Linked DNA regions of Homo sapiens: region 2 is linked to region 1. A link is a contact called in ENCODE Hi-C or POLR2A ChIA-PET data. All regions are on one chromosome and are shown on one strand. The core of a region is the stretch at or near the end of the contact, and the rest is flanking DNA. Distances in the headings are between cores, read along the strand shown.

Evidence for each region. Hi-C counts contacts between places; a loop is a spot of excess contacts on that map. ChIA-PET counts read pairs that join two places held with the same protein, here RNA polymerase II (POLR2A). Pooled maps may share reads with other maps.
Region 2: a loop to region 1 is called in a pooled map, with 2.3 times the contacts of the local background. The contact joins the promoter of SRP14 here to the enhancer-like site in region 1. A Hi-C loop is called at or near these places in 7 of 50 pooled maps. POLR2A ChIA-PET finds 5 or more read pairs at or near these places in 2 of 52 experiments (activated CD4-positive, alpha-beta T cell and activated T-cell).

The regions. Positions count from the first base shown.
Region 1 is chr15:39,621,675-39,628,778 of GRCh38, forward strand. All of the region lies in intron 10 of FSIP1 (fibrous sheath interacting protein 1), which reads right to left. LOC105370785 (a long non-coding RNA gene) reads left to right here and starts at 6,754. Exons shown (of 3, transcript XR_932156.3): 1 at 6,754-6,842. RefSeq lists an enhancer at 2,102-2,191. Within about 2 kb of position 3,262, at least 19 of the 41 ENCODE cell types and tissues checked have a DNase peak (open chromatin) inside an H3K27ac peak, as active enhancers do.
Region 2 is chr15:40,037,931-40,045,034 of GRCh38, forward strand. SRP14 (signal recognition particle 14) reads right to left here and starts at 1,251. Exons shown (of 5, transcript NM_003134.6): 1 at 1,163-1,251; 2 at 946-1,018; 3 at 352-464. The coding sequence starts at 1,186. It overlaps SRP14-DT (SRP14 divergent transcript), which reads left to right and starts at 1,381. Exons shown (of 3, transcript NR_040060.1): 1 at 1,381-1,518. LOC124903471 (a long non-coding RNA gene) reads left to right here. Exons shown (of 2, transcript XR_007064596.1): 2 at 1-479. RefSeq lists enhancers at 269-1,214, 915-964, 985-1,164, 1,215-2,159 and a silencer at 1,245-1,454.

The DNA.
Region 1 (7,104 bases), core at 2,012-4,511:
ACAAAATAATAGCAAAAAGAGAACTTTTATTTATTTAGCTCCTTCACAATATCAATCCCGAACTCTTATAAAATAACTAAAAATTCTCTGGCCTCAAAATATAAGTAAGAGCAAATGAAATACATTAAGCCCTCAAATTAATTTAATTTGCTTCTGGGTGCAATACAGATTGGAAACTTCAACACGACCCATCTTTCTCATCTTTTGATTCCCAGCAGAGTCTTGCCCACAGTCAAAGCTCAGTCAATGACTATCATGAGAATTGAATGATTAGAGTGCTTAAACCATTTTTTAAGGCACTATATTGATATAATTTATTTACAAATACTGAACTGAACTAAACTAGGGCTCCATCACAAACATCCCTAACTGCCCTCAATAGTTAAGGAATCATCTAACCCACAGCCTTTTTCCAGATTGCTCTCAAAAATTCTGAGCTAATAAGCACCATAACTGAACCACTCACTGTGCAGGCACTGTCAAGTAACCATCTGTTCAAGTATTCACCTCAAAGTATTCATCTTTCGTGCCAGCTCTAATTTCCCAGTATTCCATAAACAAGTTATTATTCATACTATTCCTATCCTTCATAAAACTCAACATAGTGCATCTCAGTCCTCATTTTTCCAGGCCAGAACCCAATCTCTTTTCACTCTGTATATGAAAGCCCCTCTCTTCCCACCTTCATTTTAGTAGCTCTTTTATGAATCTTCTTTCTCGTTTCAGCCAATACACACACATTTCATAGTAAAAGAGTAAATCTATTGGATTTTTCATCAGGAAAAGAATAGAATACACATGCAGTTTTAGTTCTGCTGCATCTTGCATCTGGTTGGCACACTAGGTTATGTCTTACAGAATAATAATAAATAGGTAGCATTCACTAAGCAGACTAGACTCTGCTCTAGGCATAATACATGTATTGATTCCTTTAATTTTGCAATAAACCTATTAGGTAGAAACTATTGTTATTTCCACTTTGCAGATGAAGAAACTGAAGCACTAAGAAATGAAGTAACCTCTCCAAGGTCATATAGCTTCTAAACCGTGGACTTGAAATTTGAATCCAGGTAGTCTGGGTCCAGAACCTAAGTGTCTAGCCACATGGCTACACTGCCACTCGCTGTAAATGAGTTCTCCCTCTACCACCCTCCAAGTGTCCTTTTCCCAACTGCTGCTCATTTTTCTGTCCATTCTATCAGATACAGAAACTCTCCCCGCAGAACAGTTTACTTAACTTGGGACTTTATTGCCCAGATTGGCTTTTGTGTGTACGTTTTATGCAAATGTACACAGTGTATGTTTTATGCAAACATATATAGTGCCCTCTCTTTTAGCTCATTAAAAAAAAAAACCCAGCCACAGCTCCATTCCCAGGATACCCACTGTTTACACATCTCCACCCAGATAAATGCCAGTTTGATGTAGAAGCTAAATTTGATGAGGAATGCAACTTGTAATTGCTGGAGATGGAACACAGACTGTGGATTACCTCACTCTCATCCCTGCCCCACCTCCTATGCTATATATCCGGAGTTTCTCCAGCCATAAAAATCTCCAGTTAATTGGGCAATGGATTTCTTGACAAGGCAATCAAGATTATGTCCCTGGTGCAGATAATCAGAAAGTCTACCCATTATAAACCAGCAGAAGCAATCTTGTCCTTTGATGTAAGCTTACTTCGGGTGTTTTTTATTTCCCCCAAACAGCACTCCTAAAGACCCACCCTATGAAACCAATACCATTATCACAAGTGAGAAAAGGGTGGAAAGCTAGAATGTTCTAAATGATTAACAAGGAGAATATGGATGTACACAGATTTTAATGACACCTAGTTCTACTTCCAAATAAGCAACTAAAAAACATTCCACCGTTTGCTTAATGACGAAGATATAAGTTTATAGCTCTCTATTGCAACCACTACTGGCAACACCTCCGTAGTAGTCTATTTTAGTCAAGGTTTTTTGGCTATAAGGAACAGAAACCCTTATGTCAAAAAAAGAGGTGGTAGGGTTGAGGTTTGCTGTAAGATCAAAGAAGTCATTTCATGGACAACGACAAGCAGGAAATAAGAGTATAGACTGGCCTTTCAGAGTCTAGAGCTGAGAAACCACCAGGCACCAGTCATGTGCCCCATCTGTCTTTCTGGGTCCATGTCATCTCTTCACTCACTGCCTGCCTGATGCATCCTCTTCTCTGCAAACCAGCTTTCTCTGCTTATTGATGGTTTCTGCTTTCTCACAACCTCAGCTTGCCTATGTAGCATGAACTGACTCTGTAAGAGTATCACACCCACCAACAACTGACTATGTCCTTTAGCTCTCTATATTCTTTTGCTTAAATTTTCAAGCAAGATAACCTGGTTGGTCACTGGCCAGGTTGATGGACTGCCTGTGTCAGGTTCAAGTGTCCACCACTGGTCCAAACATCTGAACTGAGGGTCACATGGTAGAAACACAACCATCCAAGCCCAAGGTTTTGGCAGGGCTGTGGGTAAGGTGATTTCCCAAACAAGAAGGTATCAACAGAACAGGGATTCAAAAATATCATATTTTTGAACTATAATTACTATGAAGTACGTAACCATCAGAAGGAACCTGCCACTTAATTTAGTTCTATAGTCAACTACAAGATTAATGATGGAAGTGTTTCCAAACTTCACTGATCTCATTAAATCTGGGTACTCACTGAAGAGTTATTTGAGATATAAATGTAGAACTAGTTGTCAGAAAATACCTACCTGTGCATAGAAAAATAAAGGCACTCCAGTTAGGCTACAGAACAGCACTATCGAGTCTGAATGCTCACAATAGGCTCACATCACTTGCTATAGCTCTTTTGGATTAAACACATCTAAAAATCAAGGGGGAAAAATAATTGGTGTTCATTTTAATGTCTGTATCAATGGCGCTAAGGATTCATAGGAGAAAAGGGCTTGTTCTTCCTTCCTCTCCTAGCTCCTTCCCTCCCTTTTCCATTCTCCCACCTTCCTCTCTTACACTGAGGCTACCCCAATCATATAAAGGCAAGTCCGGCAGGTAGACTGCTCTTAAGAAGCCAAACCAAGGACAAAGGGTCCTGGGGGCCAGGGACAATCTGGCATATTTTTCACCAGAATAGTCAGAGGCTGTCTGGCCAGAAGAGAATCTGAACTCTAGTCAAAAAGGAAGCAAATATCATTGCCAGAGAAACTATGTAAACCACCATCAAGAGTGAGGGTTGAGGCAAGGCTGTAAACAGGAAAGTGAGTCAGCTCCCAGGTCAGCAGCCAGGAGGCTCAGTGGACAGAATAATACTGAGTGTGAAGTAGGTCACGGCAAACAGCTCTGAAGCGAGGTCATGAACGTTGTGGTGGTGTGGGAAGCCCTTTTTATGTGGGGCCTGGCATGGCAAAGTCACCGTGCAGAATCAGACCCCACCCATGCCTAGGCTACCCATCTTCCCCAAACAGCCGGGTGAGGCAGGGCTTGCCTTATGGGTTTGCCTGGTGAGAGGCTGCTGTGGCCCTGGGCATTCTGTGATGGCTCGTCTCCCGTGGCCCAGGTGCCCGGGCTGGCTCCATGGCTTCAAGGATCCAAGCTTTCTGTTTCTATGTACCAGAATGAGAGAGGTGGGCTGCCAGCGGGACCCCAGTGTGTAAGTTAGGGATGAGCATGGATCGAGGGAGCTAGAAGCAGGAGGTAGGATTCTCAAGTCCTACTATTTGAAAAAGGGCTAGAAACATGGCTTGCCGGGGACATAAGCAGAAAAGTGTGGAGGTGCTCGGCAGGAGAGCCAGACTGTGCTTTCTAACAGGGTGACTTTGCTTTCTAACAGGGTGACTGGTGAAAATGGACTCTTATGTTTTCATTTTGTGGGACAATTACCATTTGAGGATTGCCAACAGTAGCTGTTTTCTAGCAGTAGAGACAGCAAGTCCACTTGGATCAGATGCCCTTTGTTCTGAGCAAGTCGCCGGAATGGCCCTGTTATCACATGTCTATCACTTCCTTTCCCGAAACAAGTCTGGGGCCCAGCTCTACAGCTGGAGGGGGCCTGGCACCTCTGCCCCAAACTCCCAGCTAAAAAAGCCTGGCCAGGAGATGAGGTGCACAGATTTGCATAAAGAGCCTAAAAAGGGGCCCCTGATTGAGTAGTTCTCATGCTCCGAGGGAACTGGAACCTACTCCACCCCCTACTCCGGGAAGTAGATCCAGTTTGTTACTTTAGAGCAGCTAGCTCCCACTGCTTGGCAAGACTGTTTATTGGCTATTATTAGTTATGAGTATCATTTGCATGGGTGAAGGCCTTCTGTACTCTCAGTTTGATGATGCCTATTTTTACTGTGTAGAGATAAGTTGGGTCAAGGAAGGTTGTGATGGGGTCAGTAGTCAAGGAGGCCATTAGCTATTTAAATACCTTAACCTCCAATGGATCCAGATTAAACCTCACCCTCTTGCAGGAAATCAGCTGATAGATGAGTCACATTGGAGAAATCTGGTATAAATGAAACCTAAAGAACTTATGTATGCCCACAGGAGTCTCTAGAACTTTAAATACTTTGCTTGATATCATCTAAACTTCACAATTGAAGAGAAGGTATCCTCAGAACTCTGTCTCTGGGATCTTCAACATGTGTCTTCTGTGTTGAGCTGGCCTGAAGATGGAGGTGCTGTGTCTGTAAAGGATCTTCCCAAACAGGGGTTCATTTAAGGCCAGGTCAGGGGAGTGTATCCAAAACCCTCCACCTTGTACTGGTGCTGAAAGAAGGTGGAGATGTGGCATGGCCTGGAAGGTAGTACCTGGCCTTGCACAGTCTGCCCGTAGGTCAGCGATATGGTTTGGCTCTGTGTCCCCACCCAAATCTTATCTCAAATTGTAATCCTCATGTGCTGAGGGAGGGATCTAGTGGGAGGTGATTGGAACACAGGGGTGGTTTCCCCCATGCTGTTCTTGTGATAGTGAGAAAGTTCTCACAAGATCTGATGGTTTTAAAAGTGACAGTTTCCCCCGTGTGCTCTCTCTCTTGCCTGCTGCCATGTAAGATGTGCCTCTGCCTTCCGCCATGATCCTAAGTTTCCTAAGGCCTCCCCAGCCATTCGGAACTGGGAGTCAATTAAACCTCTTTTCTTTATAAATTACGTAGTATTTTTACAGCAGTGTGAAAATGGATGAATACAGTTAGACAAGGCTTCAGGTACCAGGACTTCTGCTTTCCAGAGACATGAGCCCTTAATACTTGATCAGTGCCACGATCACCAGCAGCTCCTCTGCCTCTTATTGTGAGAAGCATCTCACTAGTGTAGCACTATCTGGACCCTTCCCCCCTCACCCCAATCACAGAGAACACTCAGCTAGGCCCCACCCATATAAGAGAGACCCCTCAAAAAGATGCTCAACCCTGGGAACTGGAAAAGAAAACTGAGTATTTCCTTACATGCCCAAGAAGTTTCCCAGCAGCATACACAAGTCAAACGGCCAGGCTGCACTGACATTACACTGCTCAACGTGACTGGATTCAGATTACCCATCATCCAGACCTGTGCACTTGCCTGCTGCCGGGCTGAGCACTTGCCTGCTGCCAGGCTGAGCAGATCTAACATGGCCTGTGCTGCTCTCACAGGTGTAGACCTGGATGTCACTTCTGATGCCACTGCCATGGCCCCTCAAGTCACCCATGGGTACAGCAAGCCCCTCTTGGCTCCTTCCCAGGATTTCTTGTCTATTGCTGATGAGGTGTGAGTTGCTAATAAGGTGTGGGATGATCAGCTGGCCACTTCTAGGCTTGTACAAACCAGAAGTGCAAGAGAATTCATGCCCCTTGGGGCAGACTTTGACCAAGGGGAGAGGGAAGGCAGTGAAGGAGTTACTTTCCCCCAGAAAGACTCCCTGAAGTGCAGTCACCCACATGGCAGCTCTCTGCATATGTCCCACAAGTCACCCACATGGTATCTCTCTGCATATGTCCCACAAGTCACCCACATGGCATCTCTCTGCATGTGTCCCACAAGTCACCCACATGGCATCTCTCTGCATATGTCCCACAAGATCAATCAGCTGTACTTGCTAGCAAGCAGTAGTCAGGTCAATGATACAGCTCTTATATTTACTCTCTTTCTTTGCTTCACTTCTCTTGTTCCCCACTTCTGTTTCTCTGGTGATGCTTTCACTAATGAAGCAGCAGCAATATACTTTTGCCTCAGGCCCCACTGCTCCACACTAAGACACAATAAGCAACAGCTTCCAAGTCAGGGCTGGGCAGGGCTCTGAAGGGCAACTCGAACCAAACCAAACAGCGTGGGCCTGGAAGCACAGGGTTAGCAGCTCCAACCAGCCTCTGCAGACTGTCAACAAGGCTCACATGCTGGCACTGGCTGGGTGCAGGTACTGCAGGGTTATGGCCAACACTGTCAACGCCATAGGAGATAGGAGGCAAAGTGATGCTTCAGGATCCTTGGGGCTCATGGATTAATAGGTGGTTTCTACTGGCATATCTGGGACGAGAGCAGCAGAGTACTGTCCAAGAAGGCAAGAGTCAAAGGAGAAAATCCTTTGGAGGCCTAGGATTTACCTAGGGCAGCCAGAGGCAGCACCACTAGAGGGAGAATATGAATTGGAGCCAGGGAGAGAAAGCCAAGGTCACAGCTTAGGTTGGAGTGTCGAGATAAACAGAAAGAATGACAAGCATGAGGTATAAAAGAGGTCACGGCATGTTGTTCAGTGCCAATGCATGTCCACTGCGAAGACGTAGGAGGCCTGCTTTCATTCTGGATGGGCAGAGTGTAAGACCAGGCCAGGGGGCTAAAAGGAGTGAGGCAGGAGAAGACCCTAAAAGCCACTGAGGAATCAAAATGAGGTGCGAGGTGAGCCATGCACATGTGTGACATTCCTTCACATCTTAGACGCATCTCCAGCACCCTATCTTTAAGTTATTTCCTCGTGGCATTTTATACTCCATTTGGGAAAGCCTCTCAAGTTAAGTGTTCCTTCAGCTTGCAAACTCTCTCTCTGAAAGCAATAGAAAGCCCCAGAGGGAGAGGAAATACCCTTACCAACAGCAGAAGTTAGCAGGGGGAGGCTGACATTTCTAACTTTAGATTCCGGCTCTCTCATTCCCCAGCTGTT
Region 2 (7,104 bases), core at 1-2,500, 410 kb after region 1:
GAAATAATAGCATCACCTGGTACCAAGAAACTGCTTATTGAAGGCCCAGCACAGTAAGGGGCTAAGGAATCAAATATTTATGCCAGCTGCTCCTTACAGTACTACGAATAAGGACCAATATGCTACTTTCATTTCCACAAGAGCTTTAGCAGAACTAACGACTGTCTGACCTCTACCTTCTTATTTTATTCTTGAGGTTTCCACTACTAAAGTATAGGAAGGTCCTGGTCTCAAAAATAGCCACACAGGGCAAAAGGGAAAAACAAATAAAAGCCTGGTTCAGAAACGCCCCATCCTCTGTTAAGTTCAAGTCTTTACATTTCAAAAGACAGCCTTAGAAATTAAGCTCACCACAGTGCTGATCTTCTTCTTCCCATCGGTAGCTCTTAACAGACACTTGTTGTCTGCGGGCTCAAAGCCCTCCACAGTACCCTTCTTTGGAATGGGTTTGGTTCGACCGTCATCTGAAGGAAAAAATGCATCCTGGTGAACACGGCCGCGTACGTGGCTGAGCGGCAGACAAACAGTTAAAACAGAGGAGTGGGGTAAGTGATGACCTAACCCAGCCCCGCTGCTCTAGTTTTGTTAAACACCTCATCTGCTATCACGGTCTGGCGAAACCCTGGAGAAACTATTATTTCCACGACGGAAACATGTAATATCGAAGCACGTTAAATTCCACTCAAAGTGGCGGCGTCTGGGATCCCTGACAAAGAGCCCTGGGCTGCTTGGGGCCCATTGTTACCAGAAGCAACCTAGGCGGCTCAGTGCTGGGGACTGAGCCAGCTACAATCCCTACTATTTTCCGGGCCCGAAGCCCCGAATGTGCTCAGTACAGGGTGGGGAAAGGTAGAGGAAGGCGGCGGTCCGCGGCAGACAGACTCCGGTGGCTCCCAGACACCGGGAACCCAGGGAGCATCGCCCGGCTCCCCTCCCGCTGCTTACACTTCTTCAAGGTGATATAGACGCTGCCCGACGTCCGGCACTTCTGGAAAAGTCTGGTCAGCTCCGTCAGGAACTGGAAAACAACAGGCCCAGCCCCGTTAGCCAGCCCCAAATCCTCGTCCTGCCGCGTCAAGGCCCTGGTCCTCCTGCAGGAGGCACAGGTCTCGAGTAACGCCTGAGCCGCCCCCTTCCCTCGGCCGGCCAGGCCTAGCCATACCTGCTCGCTCTCCAACAACACCATCGCGGCGACGCTGGCTCGACTCCCTCCGCTTAAGCCCCTAGCAGTGAGAGCCGGAAGTTCGGCCTAGGCTGGGCGGGACTTCCGCTACTAGACTTCCATTGTCTTCCACCAATCTCTTCTCTTCCACCAATCCCGGCCTGCGCCCTCCCCCCTCCCCGCCCGCCTAGCGCCCGCGCCCTGGGACGTCCGGGGGCCTGTGACCCGGAGGCGCTGGGGCTGTCCTGGGTCGTCACATGCGAGAAATCGTCTCACCCCAGCCAGTGTGACGGAGTGAGAGCAAAAGAAAGTTTTGATAGCAGCGTACGATTTATATTCAGCTGTATGCTGGGCAGGTAACCTAACAACTCAGTGACTCAGTTTCCTTATCCATAAAGTAAGGGTAATGATAGTATCTACCGCGCAGTGTGGTCGTGAAGCGTAAATGAAACTCAGATTAAATACGTAGAACAGTGCCTGGCACATAGAGCGTGTTCAGTAGGTATCAGCTATTGTTCTTTTCATTATTGTCATTATAAGTTCCTGTAGAGATCCTTTAAACTCTCCCTAAACGCTGACCTGCAGCTCTAGCCAGAAGGGCTGGGCCGGGCGTGGTGGCTCACGCCTGTAATCCCGGCACTTTGGGAGGCCGAGGCGGGTGGATCACGAGGTCAGGAGATTGAGACCATCCTGGCTAACACGGTGAAACGCTGTCTCTACTAAAAATACAAAAAAGTTAGCCGGGCGTGGTGGCGGGCACCTGTAATCCTAGCTACTCGGGAGGCTGAGGCAGGAGAATGGCGTGAACCCAGGAGGCAGAGCTTGCAGTGAGCTGAGATCGCGCCACTGCACTCCAGCCTGGAAGACAGAGCGAGACTCCGTCTCAAAAAAAAAAAAAAAAAAAAAAAAAATGAGGGGCTGGAGCCCAGTCTTTAGTTCTACCTCTGATTAGTCAGGAGAACTAGGTTGTAAGCCCTCTCTGCCACTAGCCAACTTGAACCCTGGGCCCTCTATAAAGTCAAGCATTCCACCACACAAGAGGTTTTCGCTGAGTGCCTCTCAGTCTGTGCCAGGCACGGTTGTAGAGGTTGGGGATGCAGCAGGATAAGAAAAGCTAAGTTCCTGGTTTCCTGGAAGTTGGGTTAAAGGGGCAGGGAGGAAATAAACAATGAAGCAAACAAGTAAGTAGTACAGCTTCAGATAATGAATTCCGTGAGACAGCCTAAGCAGGGCTGTATAATGAGAGTGGGAAGGGGACTGCCTGGGTTGGGGTCAGGGGAGTTCTCGTCGAAAAGGAGAACTTTGAGTTGAAAGCTGAAAGGACCAGCCATCCAAAGATCTAGGGACACAGTGTTTCAGACACAGGGAACGGCTAGAGCAAAACCTTCAAAGGGGAAACAAGTTGCCCTGTGTCTGTAAGACTGGCAGGTGCGGGTGGGGGTGAGGAGGGCTTGTGGAGCAAGGAGTAAAGGAGTATGGAGAGGTAGCTGGGGACCAGATTATGTAGGGCCCGTGACCATAGTAAGCCTGGATTTTGTTCTAGATACAAAGAGAAGACTCGTTAAGGAAGTTTTCAACAGAACACTGAAAATCTGATTTATATTTTTTAAAGATCCCCCTGTCTGTGTTGTGGAGAATGCACTGTAGAGAGACAGGGCAGGAAATGAGGAGCCCAGTTAGGAGATTCAAACTTAATGGCTTAAATATGTTCACTCTCTGATTTCACATTTTCTTCCAAATGGCCAGCGCCCGTTGCCCACTTCCTGCCCTAGGCTGATGACCTTGTGTAGCCAACCTGTATTGGCTTTTGGTTCTCCAGCATTTGAACCTGTTTGCAATCCCCTGTTGTGTGGGTTTTGGTGAGAGGCAATAAATAAATAAATAGAAGGGTCAGAGGGTCACTCTCTCAACTGCCCTCAGCACCTGGGCTCAAGCATATGACCTAACGTGGGTCAATCTGGTGCTCTCAACCAGGACTTTGACTTCTGAGCTAGTAATACCAAGGCCCAGGGCTCTTGCATGGGTGTCCAGTCATTTGAATGTGAGGATGTTTTTGCTCATCTGTATTGGCAGATATCATGAAAATTATGCATGGGCCCTTTTTAAAAAAATTTTATCTCATCAGCTATCATTAGTGTTAGTGTGTTTTACATATGGCCCAGGACGATTCTTTCAATGTGGCCCAGGGAAGCCAAAAGGTTGGACACGCATGCTAGAGGTTATTCATATGGTGCCATCACAAAGTGGTCTTGTGTTGGCGGCCCTATAGGAGGGGTTTTCACCAGACTGTTCTAATCTTTGCTAGTCTTGAGGTGTGCGAAGATGACTCCCCAATTTTTAATTATAGCTTTTACCTCTGTATTGAGCTCCAAACTTGCATATTCAGCTGTCCACTTGGTAGTTCCACCTGGATGTGTAATGAGCATCTCAGATATTACGTGACCAAATCAAAACTTTTTACTTCCCACATCTTTGCTATTTATTAAATGGCACCACCGTCTGACCAGTTACTCAAATAAAAACAACCATGAATCATCCCAGATTCCTTTTTCTTTTTGAGGCAGGGTCTCACTCTGTCACCCAGGCTAGAGTGCAGTGGTGCAATCTCGGCTCACTGCAGCGTCCACCTCTCAGGCTCAAGCTATCCTCCAGCCTCAGCCTCCTAAGTACTTGGGTCTATAGGCATGAGCCGCTGCCACCAGCTGTTCTTTTTCTTTTAATTTTCACATCTACACCTGCATGAGTCCTGTTAGCTATCTTGAAAGTTTAATCTGATTGCAATCACACTAGCATCTGGACTTCTGCAAAAATCTCGGTGGCAGGCTGGATGATCCCCCAGAGATGTCTATGTCCTAGTACATGGAATGCGTGCATTGCACTGGATCCAGTGCAATTCAACTACTGATGGAATATTCTTTGGGCTTTGTTTTTCTGTGGGAAATGACCAAGAGCACCTATTCAGAAGTCAAAGTGATCGGGGTTCAGATCCTACGTCTGCTACTTATTGATTATGTGGCCTCAGGCAACCTCTCAAGGCCTAAGTCTCTTCACTAGCAAAGTAACAAAATAATGCTTACTTCATTGAGATTATGAAGATTGTATAAAATACTATATGTAAGAGCCTTAGGCTTGCTCTAATATGGTAAATATAGATGTTTAAATTAATTTTAAAATTTTAATTCCTCAATCACACTAGCCACATTTCAAGGATTCAGTAGCAATATGTGGCTTGGATAGTACAGATGTAGAGCATTTCCATCATCACAAATTCTACTGGACAGCGCTATCATTGATAACATTGGGCCTAGCACATAGTAAATGCCCAATAAACAGTATAGTATCAAATAGTGTTATTACTTATAGACCACACACCTTCCATCATTTCAACATCACCATCCTGATTTCTGCCATTATCTTAATACCACCTGTACTGTTAGTTAATATTTTTCTTTAAATTGACTCACTTTCTACTTGTGTATTTAATATCATGATCATAAGTGGAAAACCAGTATCATTTGCCATAAATAAAAGGGATCATAAAAGGAAGTACTATGAAGTAAAATAATGTTGCTAAATTTAAATTTTTGAGATTAAAAAAATTAAAACAGTAAAAGCAATGATAAAGTTCATTGATTTATAAGACTATATCTGAAAATAAATTCATCAGTGAGAAAAATGGTATTGTATGTGATCAATCAGGAATAAAGGTAGCTCAGGGGTACAATGAAATTGAGAGTTTATGTCAATATAACATGGTTAAATTTTGATGTTTTCCAGCACCCCAAATCCTAACTTGCAATTATGTGTGATTAGGGTAACATATCATTCATCAAATTGTAATTTAAATGCATAATAGAGATTAATGGCTTTTGGCCTTGGAGCAGAGCAGTATGTATGTGAGGCATGGCGCTGGGTCACTGTCTCTAAGTCATGCAGGCCACACACCTTCCTGCTCCCTCTCAGTTTTTCCTCTCCCTTTCACAGTTCTAGGAGAACCATGACATGAAAATGGTTCCCAAATCCTTTCCCACATCATGGGGGCTTCATCAAAGGCCTAGGCAGCACCAAGAGCAAAACGAAGGCCCTGGGCACAAAACACCGTACCAGCTTTGGCCACTTCCCCATGGGAAGACGGGCAGAGAAAAGTACCCCTGCTCCTCAGGGCCTAGCCGACCTAAGGGACCTGAATAAGTATGCTTGTTTGTACAACCTGAGATTGTCTCTCCCAAAATGCAGGGGTAATGTGTTTTTTCCTCAGACAGAGCACACTTTAATTTATTAGGTGTTTAATTAGAGTTGGTTTTGAATTAGGGTCAGGAATTTGGTTAGGGTTTGAATTAGGGTCAAGGATCTTGTTCAGGTTAGGGTTGATTAATTTGCAGCTGCAGTTACTCTAATGCAATTACACTTTGCAGTGCCTGGAAAGTATAATGCTTAAAAACACAGTCGCTAGTTCCTGGATGGGGTTCCTAGCTGGGGTAGTCAAGGCTGCAATAAGCCATGATTGTGCCACTGCACTCCAGTCAGGGAAACAGTGAGATGCTGTCTCAAAAAAATTTTGTATTATGTTTAACCTATTATTAATAAGGAAACCAGATGTATGTTACAATCCATTCAAAGGGGAATCCAGTAAACATCAGGAATTCTGGAATGAATTTGTAAATGGAAGTAAAATTGGATTTTGCACAGGAGGGACCCAGGGTTGTCCCTTCACTGAACAGAAGCATTTGTACATCCATAGACAAGAATCCTCTGCATTGCCATTGAGTCTCTACAACCTACAGAGTTGTAAAATAGCGCAAAGGAAATAAAAGGCTAGAAATCAGCTAATCCAGAAGGCTGTGTTCTAATCAATGTATAATTTTTCATTGGAAACATCCACTATTTTTTATTTTGTTTTGTTTTTTGTTATTGTTGTTTTTGAGTTTATCTTTTTCTTTAATGTATTTGTTTCCACTAATCTTTTTTGCATATTCCAAAATTGCTTAAGTCTCTCTGTGCCTCAGTGTCCTCATCTGTAAAATGGGGAAGTCATAAAAGTGCCTACCTCATGTCAAGGGGAGGAGTAAATGAGCTAAGGGATGCATTATTACACTGCAGTCCCTTAGTTGGGAGTGGGCTGTTCTACGTCCTCCTCGTCAAGGTGGATTCATTCTACAGGAGCAGATTGCAACAAGACACTGTGCACCTTACGGAGGACTGGCCTCTGGGCTAGTTTAACTTTTCAGTTTCAGTCTGAGGGGAACTATACCTTGGGCTCTGAGCTGCCTCACCGTAGCTCCAGTGTGCTGATTTAAGGGTCAGTTCTGGATGAAGGAAGGAGGGTATCATCTAAACACATCGAGGAATGGCACTGGGCAGGTCTGGCTTTGGGATGACAAATTTTAGAACCTAAGGCTGGGAGACCTCCCACGTCAGCGGGAGGTGGTTAGCTCTGGTGGAGCCATCCTAGAGAAGGCCAGAGGAGTGGCCGGAGGGAGATGAGAGTGTGTCCTAGAAGCCTGGGTGCCCGGAGAGAGTAAACACCCTGAAGCCACACGTCAACACACTCCCTGGACTGAATCCACTCCAACACTGGCAGTTCCCAATTCCTTTATTCTTTTCTGCAGTCAGTTGGTCAACAAGTGTTCATTGTATCTGCTCAGCCAACTCAGGGCTCCAGGAACTCTCTCCATCCCCACCCCAGGATGAAGTCCTGGATTTAAATCCCAAGCCCCAGTGTCCTAGAGAGACAGCACAGGTGCCCTGGACTGTGAGTCAGAGACCCCAGGCTCACCCTGCTCCCCAACTTGCTGTGAGGCCCTGCACGAGGTACTTGCTTGCGCCCTATCCTCCACAGGGAACCTGCCTCAGAGGGTTGTTGTCGGCTTTCAAGGACATAATCCACGTAAAGGGCTCATAGTAAACACCCAGTTGATGTATTTTTTAAAGTATTTTCACTG